Regions from separate parts of the Homo sapiens genome. Here region 1 is linked to region 2. Evidence: read pairs that join two places in POLR2A ChIA-PET (ENCODE). Cell type or tissue: GM12878. All regions are shown on one strand.

Region 1 (8,000 bases), 88 kb after region 2:
TGGGAGGAGGGAATGCCCAAGATGGCCCTGGGGAAGGCAGGAAAACAGGATCACCTTAGGAAGGGAAGATGAGCAGGCTGATATCAGCTATGTTGATTTTTAGGAACTGGCAGGACGAAGTCAAGTCAACTGTCTATCAGGAGGTTGGAGAGACATGACATTAGAGGTCAGGAGAAGGGTTGGGGCTGAGGAAAATATTCAAGAGACCCAGGGGTCCAAGAGGTAGGGATAGAAGGTGCAAAGGATAGAAAGCACATCTTTTTTTTCACCTACACACATGATCAAAGTCATCCGTTTTCCCTAAAAATAGAGTGAAATTCTGCATCTTAATGGAGATAGAAATGTACAAGAACACCTCACCCTGTCCCCTCCAAGCGTGCTTCCAAGCCCACCTGTCAGTGTGGCATAGCAGTGGGAAACTGTCTCCCCTTTCTAGCAAGCCCAGGTTTGTAAGCTCTAAAGAAATGGCACAGATTAGGAATAAATGTCTGGAGTTGATCAAATTATGGGACAGAAGTCAGCCTGGGAGTGCATTTTGGTCTTCCCATCACATGCCTCCCCACCCACCTCCCTTCTCCTCTTGCCCCATGGCTTCTGCTCCCCTAGCCCCTTACCTGTTCCTCTCCCTTACCTAAAATTCCCAGATACACTCTCTGGTAATGTCTTCACTGTCTGCCAACAGGGTGCCACTTTGGTCGGCTCGCATGTAGAAGCCATTGGGGGCCAGTACAGTGAGTAAGTTGCTCCCCTGAAGCTCGATACAGAAGTTGAGGGCAAACTTGCCCCAAGGGCGAAAGGTGCCAAAGGATGTTATTGACCAGAAGGATCCCCCCTGTGCTGGAGAAGGAAGAGCTCAGGTTGGTGGGCCATTCACAGGGGAGTCCTCCAGCGATCTGGCCTTGGAGGGACTCTGTGGAGGCATGCCACCCTCCCCTAGCTGCCCCATCCTGCCTGCATTGGCGGGTCCTTCTATGGAAATGCAGGAGCGCCAATAGGGATTCCACTGTTTTCTGTTCTGCCAACCCACCCTGGGGCTTTGAAGTGTGAAAACAACAGAGGTCCTGTTTTTCCTTTTTTTTTTTTTTGGAAACGGAGTCTCGGTGTGTCGCCCAGGCTGGAGTGCTGTGGCGTGATCTTGGCTCACTGCAAGCTCCGCCTCCTGGGTTCACGCCATTCTCCTGCCTCAGCCTCCCAAGTAGCTGAGACTACAGGCACCCGCCACCACGCCCGGCTAATTTTTTGTATTTTTAGTAGAGACGGGGTTTCACCGTGTTAGCCAGGATGGTCTCCATCTCCTGACCTCGTGATCTGCCCGCCTCAGCCTCCCAAAGTGCTGGGATTACAGGCATGAGCCACTGCGCCTGGCCTGTTTTTCCTTTTATAATGAGCAAGCCCTGAGTGGCAGGCCCTGAAGTCTGAGCTGGGGCTAAGGCAGGGACTAGACTGTGAACCCTTGGGCAGGGAAGAGGAGCCACTCACCCTGGAAGTGGTAGATACCCGGTCGGCAGGGTAGTAGATGAATGCGGTCGGGCTGATCCTGGTTGCACTGTATGAGGTCATGGCCCGATGAGGAGCCCACATAGCCATAACGACCTCGCAATACAAGGAAGGAGCGATTGGCAAATAAAATCCCAAATTCCTCATTTGGGCCTGAAGGAAATAGGAAGGAGTTATCTGGATGGGCTGCCTTTAGGTGTTTTCCCAAGTGGAAGCAGGAGGGGGGACGCTAATTGCAGAAGGGTGTGGTCAATATTTTAACAGTGAATGAACACCTACTATGTGTCAGGTCTTATGCTAGGTGCTTGTGAAATGTTTGTGAGAGTACCTAGCACATGCGAAACCCAAGAAGCTTTAATATTCTTCCTTCCTTTGAGATGTGTTGATGTGTTTAATCCTCATGACAACTCTGTGAGGCTGCAGAGTTGTAGACAATGAAATGTTCATTTTTATAGACGACAAAACTGAGGCTCAAGGAGGTGCTTTGCTCAAGTGATGACAAAAATTCAGTGACTGAACAAGTACAGACCCAAATCTTCCGACCCCAACTCCAGTACTTTTTTTTTTTTTTTTGGAGATAGAGTCTCGCTCTGTCGCCCAGGCTGCAATGCAGTGGCACGATCTTGGCTCACTGCAACCTCCAAGTCCCAGGTTCAAGCAATTCTCCTGCCTTAGCCTCCTAAGTAGCTGGGATTACAGGCCCGCACCACCATGTCTGGTTAATTTTTGTATCTTTAGTAGAGATGGGGTTTCACGTGGTCAGGCTGGTCTCAAACTCCTAACCTCGTGATCCACCCACCTCAGCCTCCCAAAGTGCTGGGATTACAGGCATGAGCCACCACGCCCGGCCTTCAGTGCTCTTTTTAACAATCATATTCCACCTCCCTCTAAAGTTCTCCCTGACTTGGAATCATCTGGCAGGAAGGCTGCTCCACTCACCTGGAAGGATGACATTGGCCATCAGCAGGCTGTTGGGTGCAATGCCCAGGAAGCGCCCCCTGCAGGACTGCAGGATGATCCTGCCACAGTTCCAGTGCATTCGGAAGAACGTGTCAGACTCCAGGGGGTGCCCATCAGCCATTACTGCCCTGTGGCGCCTCTGGAAAGAATGTCAGAAACAGAGATGAGGAGTAAGGACTGACAATCTCAGCTTTCTTCCCATCAGTTTTATTCCTAGACCCTCTTCCCACATCCCACTCATCAGCCTTTTTCATGCTCCCAGAGTTGATGCTTTCAGAACCTTTTTGGAAGATGTGCTGTGGCCTCAGCTCTTCCCCTTCCCCCAGTCTGTGCTGTATCCCAGAGCACAGCATAAAAACTACGCCAGGATATCATAGGGAGAGAAATAAACCTCAGTCTTGACTCCAAAATCATTTTAAAGTAGATCATAGGCATAAAAGTGAAAGTTAAACTATGAAACATCTAGAAGAAAACATAAGAGAAGTTCTTTGCAACTTTGGGGTAGGCAATGATTTCTTGGGACAAGAAAAGCAGTAACCATTTAAAAAAATTGATAAACTGAACTTCACTGAAATTAAAAACTTGCTTCTCAAAAGATCCATTAAACAAATAAAAAGGTAAGCCCCAGGTTTGGAGAAAACTTTTGCAATACATATATTTGGCAAAGGACTTGGATTTAGAACACATGAAGACCACTTACAACGCATTAATAAGACAAACAACCCAGTAACAAATGGCAAAGCATCTGAATAGATATGTCACAGAGAAGATATACAAATGTCCAATGAGCACATGAAAACGGGCACGGTGGCTCATGCCTGTAATCCCAGCACTTTGGGAGGCTGACACGGGCAGATCATGGGGTCAGGAGTTCGAGACCAGCCTGGCCAATGTAGTGAAACCCCATCTCTACTAAAAATACAAAAAATTAGCTGGGCATGGTGGCGCATGCCTGTAGTCCCAGCTACTTGGGAGGTTGAGGTAGGAGAATCTCTTGAACCCAGGAAGCGGAGGTTGTGGTGAGCCGAGACTGAGCCACTGCCCTCCAGCCCAGGCAACAGAGCAAGACTTCATCTCAAAAAAAAAAAAAAAATTCTAAACCTTACTAATTATAAGGTAAATGTGAATTAAATCCATAAATTACACACCCACTAGAGTGGCTAAAATAAAAAAGACAATCCAAAAGCCAGCTTTACTATTGGTGAGGATATGGAATTCTTAGAACCCTCATACGTTATTGACAAGAATGTAAAATAGTATAATCACTTTAGAAAACTGACACTTTCTTCCAAAGTTAAGCACATATCTATTATACAACCTAGTAATTCCACTCCTACATATTTACCCAAGATAAATGAAAATGTATGTTCACAAAAAGACTTGTACATGAATGCTTATAGCAACTTTATTCATAATAGCCCAGACTAGAAACAAGCCAAGTGTTCATCAACAAGTGAATAGATAAACAAATCATGTTTATGAGCAGCATTATAGAATACCACTCGGCAATAAAAAGGAATGAACTACTGACACACGAACATTATGTGAACGAACCTTAAAAACATTGTGCCAAGCACAAGAAATGTATGTACCATACATACTGTATGTTTCCATTGATCAGAAACGCTAAAGTAGGTAGGCAAATCTAATTCACGGAGACAGAACACAGATCAGTGGTAGCTGGGAGAGGGAGGCAAGGGTGGAGGGAAACTGACTGCAAAGAAGCAGGAGGAAAGTTTGTGGTGTTGGAAATATTTTCTCACTTGTGATATGCTTACGGCATGGTTGCATGGATGGATACATTTGTCAAAACTTACTGAATTTTATACTTAATAGGTGCATTTTATTTATAAAACATACATAATATACTTATTTGTAAATAATATACATAATTTATACATATGTGTATTATATAATTTACAAACTTTCAAATTATACCTTAATAAAGTTGATTTTTGTTTTTTTTTTTTAAAGGAGCCCCCATTGGGTGAAAATGAATGTTTATCAACAAGTGCCTCCACAGCCCACATCATCCTCTCATCATTTGCCTTGAAAAAGGAGAAGGAAGTCTAGGGAGGGAGAGCTCAGAGCTTAAGGTTTCTCTTGCTCAGGAAGCCAAGGTCTCACCTGGGATAGGTAGTAGCCATTGGCTGAACGAAGCTGCACAGTGGGGCTCTCACTGTCACATTCAAACTGGAACAAGGACATTCGGTTTAAGCGCTCAGAAGCAGCACGCACCTCACCATCTGCAGAGGAAGCGCATGTCAGTAAAAGCCTCCCCTCAGTCTCGGCCCCTCCTCCATGTTTTATGACCGGGGCTTCTGTCCCTCCCTCCTCAAACTTCATCACTTTCTGTTGGACCATGGTAGGTCTGGAGAAGACCTAGGCAACTTTCCCCTAAATCCCATACCCATGCTTTTCTGTCCTTCTCGATGGCACAAAAGATCCCCTTGGGTCCCCAGGATCTTCCTTATTAGCAGACTCAAAAATCTGTGCTGATCCCAAACACATTTTCCTCTTTTTAACAGCCAGCCCTCTCTCCCTCCATCTGTGTTGGGTCCAGCACTTGCCGTAGATGACTGAGATGAACCGCCCAGTCTTTGACCTGAGGCTGACCCAGGTTGGGCAGTGCTGTAGGATGAACCACTCCTCACCCCTCATGGGGTTGCAGCCCATGCCCAAGAGCAGATGCGTGCCCTGTGGATATAACATGCCTCCTTCTCCATCACACAGTGCCACAAGCCCTCCAGGCCGCACTTGCATGTGAAAAGCTGTCTGTGATGAGGGTTGGGAGAACAGCCGGTCTACATGGGACAAGAAGTGGTGTGTAGAGGTCTCCAGGTGGTAGCATCCATCTCGGAAATGCAACAGGAAGCCACACTCCTCCAGGCAGGGAACTGCTGCGTCCACCCAGATGCGGCCCATAGTGGGGTCAGCCCGGGCATAGCAGCGGTGGATGGGGCTGTAGAGGATCACGTGGACATGGAGGGCTGGTCGGGGGGTCCACATGTGGTAAGCTGAGAGGACGTGGGAAGTGCAAAACACGTCCTTGCCATTGGACTCCAAATAACGACCAGAGATTAGGCACTGGAGGGTCCACTTGCTGTTCCGGTGGAAACGCAGTAGAAAGCACCCATGGTGGCTGGTCCTTGGGCGGCCATAACACACGGTGCCATCACACTCACACAGCAGGTAGAGGCCCTGCACGCTCTTTAGTCGCACCACGGCCTGTGTCTCATGCTCATTGCTCACCAAGATCTCCCAGGTCTGGAGGCATCAGGAGGGAGAAGAGGGAAATCAGTATCACGAAGTTACCAGACCAAGGAGCCCTGCAACTGTCATGGCTGGTATCACCCTGGCACCTTCATCAGCACCAGCCACCTCCTCTTCCACATCAGCCCTGGTATCTCCTTGCTGTCAGCTCTTCCACTTTCCCACTATCCCCTCATCAAGAGATCTCTGGGCCCTTCCACCCCTGCAGCCAGATGGCACTATCCAAAGAGAAGTTCTAGATGTCTACCTCCTTCAGCTAACAGAAGGTAAACCCTCCCTCCTTTCTTAATCCCACTCTTCAATACCTAATTTTTAAAGAAACGCTTTGGTGTAAGTCTTACTTTTTTCTTCCTCACTGTTGTCCGCAGAGAGCACACTTAGCCAATACCTCCATCCCCAAAGGTTGCCTTCCAGCATGGCAAGACAGAAGCAAAAGCTCTTATAGGCAGGCCCTGGCTCCAGGGATGAAGATGGGAGCATGAACAGTTCAGATGCAACTGCCTGGTTCAGCTGTGATCAACCTTGTTATAAGAGGAAGAACTTTGCCCCTGCCTCAGTCTGGCACCCATCCCAGAGGTGCCTACATTCCTCTCTAGAATGAAGACCGACACTGCTAGGGCTTCTGGAGTTCCCCATTCTCAAACCACAACCAGAACAGAAACATAGGCTTTGCAATAACTCCACTGGTCCAACTTCCCCTGGATGCCCACAATTCTGCTTTCCCACCTGGGCTCTCCACTTCTCCTCTTTCTGACACAACCACCCTGTGCTCTCCACTTCTCTTCTTTCTGACACAACCACCCTGTGCTGGGATGGGGAATAGGGACAGTTAGAGCAGGACAAGGCAGCAAGGGCAAGGCTGAGGCTTCACCTTGCGGAATAAATTGAGAGGTGGGAGATGGGGCAATAGGGTCTGTGAACAAAAGCCTAGAGTAGAAAAGTCTCAGGCCTGGCACTGGCAGAACCTAGGAAAGTGATTAGGTTGAGAGTACACCCTGCTTTCATATACAGGCAAGTGCGCACACACACACACACACACACACACACACACAGCTTGGCCACTCAGAAAACTGGTTCCAGTATACTTTCATATACAGGCAAGTACACACACACACACACACACACACACACACACACACAGCTTGGCCACTCAGAAAACCGGTTCCAGTATACTTTCATATACAGGCAAGTACATACACACACACACACACATACACTCACGCACACACACGCGCGCGCGCACACACACACACACAGCTTGGCCACTCAGAAAACTGGTGCCAGCATGGGTTTGCTTTGTCACCTGTCTCCTGCCCAAACTCTTCGCAGTTGCAGTGACTGTATTCTTGCATGCCTCAAAGGTGAGGTAGGTTCCTGCCCAGCTGATGAGCCCAACCCTTAGGTCCTCAGCCTTGGGATGTCTGTGTATCCACTCTGTCTCATCCATGGGGCTGACACCACAGGTGATGTCTCCGTCTGGCCCAGCCCTCCCCCCCGTGGTGAGGTTCCACAGGCCATAGGGCCTGGAATAGGGCCTGTAGTACCCACCAGATGTTCCCAGAGAGAACTTCCCAGGCAGAGGCTGGCCTGGGGCCCAGCACCTCTGTGACCCGGGAGCATTGTGACTGTGAGGGCAGCCTCTTATCACACCACAGTGGGGAAAGGGCCCTGGCGCAGCAGCATTAATCCATGGCCTAGAGGAGGCGGGTGCAGAGCCTCCGGTGTTTGCCTTCCTATTCCCCTTTGGGCACCAAAGTAGGCTGAGCTGAGACCAGGATCCGGAACTTCAACCTGTGAATTTAGGCAAGTTTTTTCCTTTCTTTACCTCCGTTTCTCATTCTGGTAACAGGATAGAAAGCAACCTCCTTTCTCCCAAGGAAGTGAGTTCTGCCTGGCTCCCTTGCAACTCAAGTATTTTGTTAAGTTCAAGATAACCAAGAAAAATCTATCAGCTTTTATGGCCCTTAGGAGGATGAGGTCAAAATGTTCCAGATGCTATTTTGCAGGGAGTATGAGGAAACCCTAGTTAATCAGTTGACATCAAATTACTCATATTCATCAGGAAGGCTGGCTCAGGACCTGGGTAAGGAGAAGGGCCTAGGTGGAGAGAGCACCAAGCACCCCTCCTCAACCCCAGCTGCTCTGCCAGTGGGTAGGACATCTGGCTGGGCAGATAGAGCTCCTGCAAGGGTATCTTTCCCCTCCAAAGAATCTCTGAGTTATAGTCTCTTGGACTCACTTCCTGCAAAGCTTGAGGAGAAAACCCAGCT
Region 2 (8,000 bases):
GTTGATCTAACAGTACTAGGAGTATCTGTAGTAAGAGAAATTAGCAAGCAGTAGTAGTGATTACCACAACTAACATTTATTATTTTATAAGCATGCACTAAAGCACTTCATGTTATCTTGTTTAATCTTCATTAAACGACCCTGAGGTATATGCTAATATTCTCAATATGTGTGGTCCCTGATGGAGGACCAGTGAAAAAGAACTGATTTTAATCTACTTAAATTTATTTTAATCTATTTAGTCTGATTGCTGTTGGTAGTAGAATTATGGGAGTTTTTCTCTATCTCTATTATCTATACCATTGCTTCACTAACTTCTTAATTAAAATAAAATGTCCTTTATTATAATTTTAAAAACTAAATGCTTTACTTAAATATTAATAAAAGTTCCACATAAACTCTTGCTTTTTCTTCTTTACCTCCCTGGCAGGGAATAGCACACAAAAGCTGAGGTACCAACCTGCCCAACATGATAAAGTTGGGGCAAAGAACAAATAATTGGAATCCAGAAATTTTGCTTTTTTTTTTTTATTATTTTTTTTTAGACAGGGTCTTACACTGTCACCCAGGCTGCAGTGTAGTGGCACAATCATGATGCACTGCAGCCTTGAACTCCCAGGTTCAAGTGATCCTTCCACCTCTACCTCCCAAGTAGTTGAGACTACAGGCATGCACCACCATGCCTGGCTAATTTTTTCTTTTTTTTTTTTTTTTTGAGATGGGATCTTGCTATGTTGTCAGTTGTCAGGACTGGTCTTGAAGTCCTGGGCTCAAGCAATCATCCCCACTCAGCCTCCCAAAGTGCTTGGATTACAGGTATGAGCCACCATGGCCAGCCCAGAAATTTCATTTCTGACAGCCAAAGCACTGCTAAAGGACAGCAAAGCACTAATGTTTCAAAGTGTAGAAGCCAAAAAGACTAAACAATGCCAAATTGGTACACATAGCAGCTGCCCAAAGAGCAGAAACTTAAGGGGTCAAAGGCAGACCACAAAAGCAAGGGGGCTGGGCATTAGAGGCTGAGGGGTGTGAGGGAAGGATGGAGGAGATGATGGGACATAGGCACAGAAGGTTCTCAAATCACCATTAGGCACAGAAGGTTCTCAAATAACCATAAAACAATGGTTCTTAACTACTTTTGAGCCATAAGTTCCCTTAAGAAACTGATTTTTAAAACTCCCTCTCTAAAACAATTCACGTTTACACAAAATTTTGCAATTTCATGGGATTTATATATGCCTTCAGAGGTGCATGGATCCCAGATTAAGAATCTGGAATAGGCCAGGGGCAGTGGCTCACACCTGTAATCCCAGTACTTTAGGGCGAGGCAGAAAGATTGCTTGAATTCAGGAACTCAAGGCTGGGCAAACTAGCGAGACCTCCTTTCTACTAAAAAAAATAAAAATAAAAATTAGCCAGGTATGATAGCACATGCCTGTAGTTCCAGCTACTCCCAGGAGGCTGAGGTGGGAAGATCACTTGAGCCTGGGAGGTTGAGACTACAGTGAGCCATGATTACACCACTGCACTCCAGCCCGGGCAACAGAGACCTTGTCTCAAAACAAAACAAAAAAAATCAGTAATAAAGTATGGGCAGCCATAAAAAAATACTGAAATCACGTCCTTTGCAGCAACATGGATGGAGCTAGAGGCCAGCATCCTAAGTGAACTAACTCAGAAGCAGACAATCAAATATCACATGTTCTAACTTTTGTAAGTGGGAACTAAACAATGGGTACACATGGACATATAGATAGAAATAATAGACACTGGGGACTCCAAAAGGGGAGAAGGAGTGAGGGGGGTGAGAATTAAAAGATTATCTATTGGATACAATGTTCAATATTTTGGTGATGGATACACTAGAAGCCCAATCCCCAACATTACACAATATACCCGTGTAACAAACATGAAAATGTACCCTCTGAACCTTAAAGAAAAACAATCTTTAATAAAATAATAAAATATGGGCCTAGCATTTATAGCATGCTACGATTTATGAAAATGAGAGTGTCTGATCATACAGGTTTTAACTATCTCTGGAAGGAGACACAAGACCCTAGTAACCTCAGGTGTCTCAGGGGAAGTACTCGATTTTTCACTATATATCCTTCTGCATTCTGAACAATGTAAATGAATGAAGAATTCAAAAATAAATTAATAAAAGAGCTCTGCCATAACCAATGGTGATTTCAAATGCTTAAGGCTACCCAGGAAATGTTCCTAAACTATTCCAAGAAAAGTAGTAGTGAAAACACAACAAATCTAAGTCTATGGGAAAAGGTACAAGAAAAAGCTCTAAGACTTCAACTGCCACTAAAGGTAGTAAACATATAAACAACAGATACAAGCTGCTTGTGGGCACATCCAGAATCAGCAGTTCTATGATATAAAAATACTCAAAATACAAAGAAAGAGTACATCAAAATGGCATCAGCGACAGAAGACAGTGGGCTATTACCTAGGTCCACAGGCTCACGATGGCCTCAGGAAACACCTACCTCATCAGGGGTATCCTTTGCATCAGGTTGTGTGGCGGCTGCCCGGCGAGCAAGATTTCCAGCACGAATGTTGCTGAGGTTGATCTGCCGCTCAGGAGGAGGCCCACCACGAGGCTGACCTCGGACAATGATGGCGCACCCTGAGAGGACCTACGTAGGGGGAAGAAAGAGAAAATGAATGGTCCAGAGGCCGTATCACCATAATGCAGGTTGTGTACCACCGTATCCCCAACATTTCAAATAGCATTTGCACTTCAAAGGCATGCAAAGTCATCTGTTGAATGACTAAATAAACAGGATTGTTTTTAATTTTATAAGAGAAATACCTACATAAAGCCTGGGGCCAAATTCTGAAATGATTGACCCAGAAATCCAACAATAGAAAAGTCATAGAATAAACAGACTGGGGTAAAAAGGCATGTGAGACATACAGATTAATGACCTCTATAATTTCATCCTAGCAAGTACCACCCCTTGCATTCTTTCCAATTATTAAGAATTAATATCTCCATCAACACTTTCCATTCTCAGATTGAAGCGAACAATGAAAGGCTTAGGAAAAGGGGAAGCTGTGGCCATGCACAGTGGCTTACACCTGTAATCCCAGCACTTTGGGAGGCCAAGGCGGGTGGATCACCTGAGGTCAAGAGTTCGAGACCAGCCTGACCAACATGGAGAAACCCTGTATCTACTAAAAATACAAAATCAGCTAGGTGTGGTGGCGCATGCCTGTAGTTCCTGCTACTTAGGAGGCTGAGGCAGGAGAATCGCTTGAACCCGGGAGGCGGAGGTTGCGGTGAGCCAAGATCGCGCCATTGCATTCCAGTCTGGGCAACAAAAGTGAAACTCTGCTCAAACAAAAAAAGAAAAAAAAGGAGAAGCTGAGGGAAGTCCCTACACACCCCTGGGAGGAAATGAGCATGCCCAAGGCTAAGGTGGATGCAATACCTAGAGTGTCCCTTGTGGACAGTACAAGAGAGAAATACAGAAGTAATCTAGAAAACCCATGCCCTACATGATTAAAACGTAAGAATCTAATAAACACCTTAAGGCTCCCAAGTGCAGTCAGTGGCTCCTTTCATCTCTCTAATCAAAGATGCCAGGCATAGAACCCACTTGCAACTGTGAAAAGAGCTCTAAAGCTCACTGGCATTAACCTTAAAGTATTTGCAGGGGAGAAGAAGAAAGGATTTCAAGTGAAAGAAGGGAAGAAGACACATAAGGGAAAAACGACCCAAGCTATTCAAATTGTCTTTGCGAAGAGACTCACAATACAACAAACAGGTGGGGGCTCATGCCCTGGCTTCACTAGATCTGAAAGACTCTCAATTCCACGCTTCATAAAAAATAGCTTCGAAAGGTTAGTAGTGAGAAGGTTGGAGGGTTCTGTCAACACAGAACACTGTTTAGACAAGACCATGGAGTTCTCAGTAAAGGAATAATCCTTGTGAGGAAGTTGAATCAAAGGAAGAGAAAAAGGAGAATGAAAGGAAGCTGCTCCTTTCACTTAGAGTGCATTGCTCTCCACCTCTCTACCTTAACTAACGCTTTCAAGTGTTAAATATTGATATAAATACACAAATGAATTTAAACCCACATGTACAAATTAAAGAATAAGAAAAGTAAAACATCTGAGCAACCACCACCCAAGTTAAGAACTGAAATACTGCACATTGCCAGAACCTTGGAATCCATGTGCCCCTCTCTACTTGCAGCCCCTTCTCTCAAACCCCACCATTACCCTGACCAAGGATTTTGTACGAATATATCACAATTCATTTATCCATACTAACTTTTTATGGAAATTCTATCAAACAATATTGTACATTCCAATATACAATATTTAATTGTACATTCCAATATACAATATTTAATTGTACATTAAATTAGTACTCTGATAATGTCTCAATATCCCCAACACCTTAAGCACACAGACCCTGGCCTAAGTCACTTTAATCCCTGGTTATATACCATGGCACACACACACAAAAAGACTGTCTTCCTAATCCAGTTACAGGCACGCTTTTCGTTTTTATCCTGTTATCAGCAATTAAACCCTAAAACTTCTAGCCAAATAACCATGCTAACACCCTATCCTGAGAATTCATGTCCTAGGCATTATCCCAGGGAACTGACATTCCAAAAGATAAGCTCTCAAACCAAACAAAGCCAGGAAAGAACAGGTATACTAGAGTAGAGGCTGCTTGAAGTTCCTGAATAAGAAGGGCCAAAGAAGAAAAGGAGAGCTTCCTGACTCATTTATATTCAATTCTTTCTCACAAGTGGTAGAAACAAAACACACAGCAAGAAGAGCATAGTGCAGAATACCTGCACTTGAAATCATTCAAGCACAAATTCCAAATGAGGCTGAGGACAGCCAAACTACATACAGCACACAAACCAGAACATCTGTTTCTAGTGCTTGCTGCTCAATTTTGGTCAAGTTTTCACACACAAAAAAAGTAATAACGCATTCCCAGGGGACCTCTTGGTAAAGCCCAGTCATAAAAGCTAAGGCCTATTTACAAGAAAACTCATCCTCTCTGACGAAGGTGAACTCTGATAAGCAAGCATTGACCTAGCCTAGGAAACCATCTTTGTTTCTCAAGCCTGACAAATCAAACTGAGAAGCTCAAGAACAGAGGGACTGATGAGAAGAGCCCCTCATCTCTAAATATCAGAAAGGTATTGCCTCTCTAATGCCTCTGCCTAGTAAACCGGATCCCTGGGGACAATGGATCTACAACTATTATCCTGGCCCCATTAATGGCTTTGGCAAACAACTTGTACACAGTAATTGTGCAAAACTCCTTTGTATGCCCTCTCCTCTCCCTGAATGCTAAAGGCTGCTGTCAGAACTTCCTTGCATTGTTGCACCAAAAATGCCATTCAGTTAATGCTTGAATCAATGTTACGGAGATGATTTTTACTCTACAGGCTCTCTACACCTTTTATACCATTGAATATATGAATTCAAGCAGCTGTCACCAATTCAACTTCCTAAGCAAAAGAAATAGATTCACTGTGGCAGGTACTGCTATTCCTACTCCTCCAGGAGGAGAGGATTGGCATGTGTGCACCCTTCTTCTGAAACTCTCTTCCCCTCATTTGGCTATTGCCTTGGTGGAAAGGTAAGAAAAGACTGACTGTACACAGTTATGGAAGTAAGAGAACTATTTCTACTAGGGAAGAACTAGTTTCCCTCCTACCACTCACAGAAACTGAAATCATTCAAAACACACTACAGGCTGGGTGCAATGGCTCAAGCTTGTAATCTCAGCACTTTGGGAGGACGAGGCGAGAGGGCTGCTTGAACTTAGAAGTTCAAAACCAGCCTGGACAACACAGCAAGACCTCATCTCTACTAAAAATCAAAAAAAGTAGCTGGGTGTGGTGGTGCACATCAGTAGTCCCAGCTACTTGGGAGGCTGAGGTAGGAGAACCGCTTGAGCCTGGGAGGTCAAGGTTGCAGTGAGCCATGGTTGTGCCACTGCACTCCAGCCAGGGTGACAGAGCAAGACTCTCTCTCAAAAAAACAAAGAAACAAACAGAAACACACTACACCTCCTTTTTGCTATTTCCACTTCATCTGCCAACCACTGTTAAACTCTCCCACCTGTCTTACTCGCCAACAGTCTTTATTCAAGTTCTTCCTCAATGAAAACATTGTAATGGCCTTCTTATAGCTAACAGTCGCCACCAAATAAAACCAATGAGAAATACCTTCTGGGGGAAAAATACTTTAAATGTCTGGGTAAAATATGAAAAAGGCCAAGGGTCTATATGCTCAACAATTTATATGTCATATGGCACCAAAACAAGCCGTTTTTCTTCTCAGAAAGACCTGCCAGGTTGATTATTGTTATAATTTTATTCCTTGATTTATTCAGTTATTAATTCACTACAAACTTACTGAGTGCCTACTATGTGCCAGGCATTGTTCTAGGCAAGTGGCATGTTTCAGTGAAACAAAGCAGACAAAAATTTCTGCTCTTGGGGAGCTGACATTCTAGTAGGGGGAGACAGACAAACAATAAACATCACATGTAAGTATAATATGTTGTTTACCAGAATTTTAATTTCAGGAGAATAATGTTAAGATTGAGAAGAAACTGTCATAGGTAATTAGTCTGCCAAAGCTGTGCTGATTCATGTTGCAAACTTTCATGGATGCAGTAATTATCCTTAATTGCTAATTTATAGAGCACAGAAATCAAGTCAAATGGTTACTGCTTTATGCAATTATATTAATAAACTGACATTCTAGAAAAATGATCTTAGAACTACCTGATACAGCAGGAGGTTTGTGAAACCAGGTGTCACAATAAGTCAGTTTGATTGAGGTTATGGATTAGACATTTCTCAGTTCTGCCAATAAAGGTTGCAGAGGGACGTGGTGTGATTCAAAGGACCTGGCTTCAGGGCACAAGTCACGTGGTTACAAAGGCTGAAACAAGGCAGCTGAGAAGGAAAATTGGGGACTCAAATTGTTCAAACCCACTTATGGGTTTACTGGGAGATTTACCTACAGTGAAACACTGTATGGGCAGCCACTAAAATGTTGCCCAGCAACAGGAACACCACATTAAATCTTCACTAGATTCTGATAAATGACTTGGTTTGTTTAACTATTTAACTCCTGGGCCAATGACACAACAAGACAGAAAACTTCTTATACAAAAACCCAGCCATACTAAGGGCAAAGAAAAGGATGGTACAGAAATTTGTATGTCAATGAAGCCAATATTTTTTCCCAGCCCAAGAGCAAAAATCACTTTGGTCTGAGAATGGCATCTTACTAGCTCTGCAAAGAGGACTGGTTTAACGGGCATATCCACTAGTTAAGATAGTATAGTAGGTATACTGTAACAGCAATATCTACCTGTGTGAAGAACCAACATAAAGAACAAGGGCAGACATCTGATGACAAATATTACAAAAAGAAGGCCCAATACAAATCCATACATTTATGGCCCACTGACTTTGAACAAGGGTGCCAGGATAATTTGATGGGGAAAGAGTAGTCCTTTCAACAAAAATGTGTTGGGACAACTAGATCTCCATGTGCAAAAGAATGAAGTTGGCCCTCTACGTCATACCATATACAAAAGATAACTCAAAAAGGACCAGAGACCTAAATTTAAGAGTAAAACTATAAAAGTCTTAGAAGAAAACAAACCTGTAAATCTACATGGCCTTGCATTAGGTGATGGTTTCTTAGGTGACACCAAAAACACAAGCAACTTAAAAATAAATAAATAAATTGGACTTCATAAAAATTAAAAACAGTGTGCTTCAATGGACACTATCAAGAAAGAAAAAAATATGAGTATATGCAAATTCTGAATACTAGACTCTTATCTCATATATCTGACAAGGGTCTAGTATCCAGAATAAAGAACTATCATAATTTGATAAGAAGACAATAGCCCAATTAAAGTAAGTTGAAGAGACATTTATCCAAAAAATAAATATAAATGTCCAAAAAGCACATGAAAA

Evidence for each region. ChIA-PET counts read pairs that join two places held together with the same protein. Peaks named below come from ENCODE experiments on the same cell type or tissue, not always from the same donor. Only the 100,000 strongest peaks of a DNase experiment are listed, where the experiment ranks them.
Region 1: POLR2A ChIA-PET joins it to region 2 with 10 read pairs; 4 of 35 experiments call an interaction of 5 or more read pairs at or near these places.

What each region holds. Positions count from the first base shown.
Region 1 is chr7:127,593,031-127,601,030 of GRCh38, reverse strand. FSCN3 (fascin actin-bundling protein 3) reads right to left here and starts at 7,295. Exons shown (of 7, transcript NM_020369.3): 1 at 7,034-7,295; 2 at 5,028-5,724; 3 at 4,585-4,703; 4 at 2,437-2,596; 5 at 1,480-1,650; 6 at 632-837. The coding sequence starts at 7,177. The coding sequence ends at 632. In GM12878, a CTCF peak has its summit at 2,508 (motif pointing left); no DNase peak of the experiment used is centred here.
Region 2 is chr7:127,681,264-127,689,263 of GRCh38, reverse strand. It overlaps SND1 (staphylococcal nuclease and tudor domain containing 1), which reads right to left. Exons shown (of 24, transcript NM_014390.4): 2 at 2,502-2,651. Among named protein-coding and RNA genes, the nearest start is that of SND1, 33 kb to the right of the region's middle. In GM12878, a CTCF peak has its summit at 3,454; DNase peaks (open chromatin) are centred at 3,413, 4,943 and 6,994; H3K4me3 peaks cover 466 bases; H3K27ac peaks cover 3,021 bases.